Regions from separate parts of the Mus musculus genome. Here region 2 is linked to region 1. A link is a loop called in an ENCODE intact Hi-C map of the cell type or tissue named here. Cell type or tissue: heart. All regions are shown on one strand.

Region 1 (2,500 bases):
GACTCACAGGTGGTTTCTACCCACCCAATGTTGGTGCTGGGAACCCAACTCCAGTCCCCTGCAAGAGCAATATGTACCCTTAACCACTGAGCCATCCTTCCAGCCCCAGTTGTAGACTTCTCCTGTGTTTCCGGAGAGAGGTTCAAATACTCAAAGGCAGTACTCTCAAAGTCTGGGACCGTAGCTCAGAAGCACAGAAAATACCCATTAGGCCTGGGATCCTAGATTCAGTCTCCAACATGGGAAAGGGGAGGGGGACAGAGATGCCTTGGTGAGGAAGAGTACAAGCATGGGGACCTGAGCCTGGCTCTCCAAAACCCACAGAAAGGCCAGAGAGAGGAGCAGAGAGAGACAGGAGGATCTCTGGGGCTCCTTGGCTGGCCAGCCTTGCTGGAGAAGGGCAGGTTCTAGTTTGGTGAGAGACCAGTCTCAAGGGAATGAGGCAGAGAGTCACACAGCAAGGCAAGCTGTGCCCTCCTCTGTGCCAAGAATACACACAAACACACACACACCCCTACACACACACCTCTCACATACCTGCACACATAAGAAATAAAATACTTTTCTAAAAAGAAAAGGGAGGGAGGGAAGTAGTATGTTCTGACATCTAAAGGGAAACAAACCCTGTTAAGGATTCTGTTTCCCAGATTATAACTAGGACGGTGGCAATGGGACGCTACAGATGTAAAAATCAAATCTCAGAGAGAGAGAGACCCATAAAGCAAAGATACCCTGAGCAGGAAGCTTCCAGAAACCTGCGTGGAGCTCAGACTGTCCTAAGGGCAGGAATGAGGGACTTCGTGACAGAGGATGCTGTGTGATGCTTGCAGGAAATCCAGTCTGCCTGGAGGAAGGCCACATGATGTCTCCTGGGAAATCAAGTCCGACATCTCCTGGATAATGCTGGAGGCGTACCAGACAAGATTACAAGATTAACTCAGGTCTAATCTTTCAGTCGCTGTCCGGAAAAAAAAAAAGCCCAGATTTCTGAGGAAACCCGAAATTGAACCCCCATGCTACTATACATCTTCAGAAGGACCCAACCCCACCTCCCTCCAGCTTTCTCCCTGACCCCATAGAGACTCCACCATACAATTGGTAAAGCATTCCTGCCCACTACCTCTGCCTGCCTTCAAAAGAACTGCTCCCCTCCACCTCTCATATAGACACATACACATATACCCTGGGCCTGAGTCAGAAACAAACAAATGTCATGTGCCCCCATGGTCACTCTAGACACTCACTGGGCATGTCTTTTTCTCCTATGAAACTTCTGCTTTTGCAGCTTACACCACCTAGATACCACCTCATCCGGAAGATTCCAGAATGCTCCCACCACACCTGCGGCACATCCCTCACCCAACGACTTCAATCAAACTGAATCATCAGGCCCGAGGAAGCCTCAATAAGGCACCCTGGCAATGCATACCCTGAAAATCTCTCTTGGGGATTTGTTTCCGTGACAAATTACTGAGTCTCGGCCAACCAATCACAGGCAGCCAACTACCTCTTTCGAAAGGTGCGCCTTCCTCAGCCATCTATCTCAGAGCGTCATCTCCTGCTCTCTGAGTATGATGGCAAAGCTTTCTGAGCCCAGACTGCTGGTGCTCCGTTAAAATGAGACCTTTTAAGAGAAGGTGATTTCTTCCTAGCCAAAAGAATGGAGTCTATCTCTGGCCCTGGGTGGGCACATGACATGCAGCTCTGTTTCAAGGTGAGAGCATTATGTCCCATTGGCTCCTTCCATAGAGTTAATCTAGGGCCTCTGAGATCCAATAACCTGAGTTCACTCCCTGGGACCGGCGTGGTGGAGAAAGAGAGAGAGAAACTGAGTCCCATAAGTTATCCTCTGATTTACACACTTACACTACGCGTACACACACATGCCTATTCACACAGACATCCACATCTGTATGTATACAAACACAGAAGCACATGTGCCCACAGGTATTCACACAAAATAAATTAAAACTGTGTAATTTAAGAGGTTGTTCTTGAATGATTTATTTGGTTTTATTTTATGTATTGGTGTTCTGCCAACTTGTAGGTGTGTGTGTGGAGGTGGGGGTGGTGTCAGATCCCCTGGAGCTGAACTTACAGACAGTTGTGAGCTGCCATGCGGGTGCTGGGAATTGAACCCCCGGCCATTTGGAAGAGAAGCCAGTGCTCTTAACCGCTGAGCCATCTCTTCAGCCCCCAAAGTTTGTTTGTTTTCAAGAGTTAATTTAGCTGGACCTGCCAATCACATGGTCTCAGAAGACTGATTCACCCAAAGCGATGTTAAGGAGATTGGGGGATAATTACCCCCTTGGTGAGCTAGCCTATCCTTCCCAGAAATCCTCAGGCACGAAGCATCTCACCAAGCCACCACCCTGTGGCTCTGCTCCTCAGAACAAAGCAATTTCATCTTCTCTCCTCCACCCCTACCCCCACCCCAGATCCTGGTATGCTTTCTCCAGCTTCCTCCTTACTCTCTGACGTCTGCGTGAGGCTGCTTACA
Region 2 (2,500 bases), 53 kb before region 1:
AGTGAGTTCCAGGACAGCCAGGGCTATACAGAAAAACCCTGTTTTAAAAAAACCAAAAAAAAAAAAAAAAAAAAAAAGAAAGAAAGAAAAAGAAAAAGAAAAAAAGAAAAGAGTGTTGAAGTTTGGGCTCTTACAACTAGATACACACACAAGGGGCTCAGCTTTATCATTTTGTATGTTAATTTCTGGTTGATATTCAGCATCATCAATTGGGGGAGTATCCTTTGGGTATTGAATTGTGTCAGCTTGGACTGAGTTTCCATCTTTTATCTTATGTTTTCTTCTCACACTATCCTTGATAGCTTTAGATATTTTCCTCTAGTATTTTGAGCCCCATAGCTGTGTGTGACTAGACTTTCCTTTTTTTTTTAAGATTTATTTATTTATTTTATGTATGTGAGTACACTGTAGCTGTCCTCAAACACACCAGAAGAGGGCATCAGATCCCATTACAGATGGTTATTAGCCACCATGTGGGTGCTAGGAATTGAACTCAGGATCTCTGGAAGAGCAGTCAGTGCTCTTAACTGCTGAGCCATCTCTCCAGCCACCAGACTTTCCAATCTTTACTATTTTATGTGTATGAGTTTTTTGTCTGAGTGTGTGTATGTGCATCATGTGCATGCCTGGTATCCTTGAAGGTCAGAAGGCAGCTTTCAGTCTCCTGGGAGTGGGGTTACAGACTGTTGTGAGCCACTATTTGGGTGCTGAGAATCTAACCAGCGTCTGCTGCAAGAGCAACAGGTTCTTTTAACCACTGAGCCATCTCTTCAGACCCACCTTTCCTATCTCAACACACATGCAGCAGGACACGTGTAGACTGAGCCATTCCAATCTTCCCATACTAAGACAGACCAATCCTTGACATCTCAGTATGATAATAGTTTATTTGTCTTCTATGCCATTCAGGGCTGAGTCCTTGGAGGAGGAGATATTCCACACAGACACCAAAGACTCAGGATCTAGTCAACAGAGGAGAGATGGAGAGAAGACGATGTGTAGTGAGTGTCCATCTGTGTCTGCCACACTCTCTACACACCATGAGTATAAGAACCAGAGAACTCCATTTACACATCGTTGGCTCCCAGCTGCTGTAGGAGCAGTGCTCTCAATCCCCTTCTGAACGACCATTTCTCCACCTATGCTAGACTCTGCTAGTGAGGCCCTGAATCCTGAAGACAAAGGTCTGAGCTAAGTACAGCTCCGTGAGTCTTGAGGCTCGGGGGAAGAGAGCTGGTTGTCGGAAACAGAGGGATGCTAAGGGTGTAGTTTGGAGTTTGATCCCTGGAAGCAAAGACCATTTCTCCTCTCCAGAAAGAACCTGGAGGTACTGAGCCACACATCCTCCCAACTGTTCTCCTGACCCACCAACTTTTCTTATCTCCACTCTACTTTTTCTTTCCAAAAGGTTTATTTTTAGTTTATGTATGCAGGTGTTTTTCCTGTATGTGTGGCACGAGTATGGAGTACCCGAGGGGGCCAGAAGAGGGCGTCTGAGCCCATGAGATGCCGTATGGGTGCTGAGAGTTGATCCTGGGTCCTCTGGAAGAGCAGATTAACCATGGAACCATCTCTCCAGCCCCATTTCTACCCTTCCGATGGAATCCAAACCACTTCTTATGTTCTGCCGTCTTGCTCTGGAAGCCGTTCTGGAGGAGATGGAGAGACACCAGTTCCCTCCTGAGCCATCTGCTGTCTCAGTTCTAGCCCCGCGACTTTGATTTTTCCTCGTGGGGTGCTAATGCTAGTTCCCTTCGGGGAGCCCCTTGCACCTTACTCTAACTCTCATTAAGGGTTGTGTATTTCCTAAAACTCATTTGTCAAGTTTCCAGAAGCTTCTACTTCCAACCCCACCTGTGGTTTTACTTCGTCAGAGCCAGCTAAGAATAATGTGTCTCCATCTTTTTCTTTTTTTTTTTCTTTCTTTTCTTTTCTTTTTTTTTTTTTTTTTTTTGCGGGGGGGGGGGGAGTGGTTTCGAGACAGGGTTTCCCTGTGTAGCCCTGGCTGTCCTGGAACTCACTCTGTAGACCAGGCTGGCCTCAAACTCAGAAATCCATCTGCCTCTGCATCCCAAGTGCTGGGATTAAAGGCGTGCACCACCACTGCCCGGTGGTCTGTCTCCATTTTAACTCTATCTCAAGTCATACCCTGCCCCCCACCACACACGCTTCCTCCTACGTCAAGACCCCCTTTCTACCAAGGATATTCAAATAATTCCGTAAGCCAGGCTGGGATTGTTATTCTCCTTGCTTCCACCTCCCCTCCCCACCCCATCCTGTTGTGACCTGCGCAGGCCAGCCGTAACGCTACTGCGCTGAAAGCTCTTGCAACATTCATCTATTCATTCCATTTTATTATTCATTTCATTTCATTAACACATTTGTTATTTGTCTCAGTCTGGCAGGCCCAGCCCTGGTTGTCAGTGTGAATCTGTGAGTTCCATCTCCCTTCACAACCAGGGATAATACTCCTCTATGTTCATCTGGGCTCTGGCCTGTG

The links. A loop is a pair of places that touch in the nucleus more often than their neighbours do. Peaks named below come from ENCODE experiments on the same cell type or tissue, not always from the same donor. Only the 100,000 strongest peaks of a DNase experiment are listed, where the experiment ranks them.
Region 2: it touches region 1 in a loop (2.0-fold over the local background); 2 of 42 quality-filtered maps call a loop at or near these places.

What each region holds. Positions count from the first base shown.
Region 1 is chr5:147,766,532-147,769,031 of GRCm38, reverse strand. No RefSeq gene overlaps it. Among named protein-coding and RNA genes, the nearest start is that of Gm35592, 2.7 kb to the right of the region's middle. In heart, no CTCF peak of the experiment used is centred here; no DNase peak of the experiment used is centred here.
Region 2 is chr5:147,819,104-147,821,603 of GRCm38, reverse strand. No RefSeq gene overlaps it. Among named protein-coding and RNA genes, the nearest start is that of Pomp, 40 kb to the left of the region's middle. In heart, a CTCF peak has its summit at 1,493 (motif pointing right); no DNase peak of the experiment used is centred here.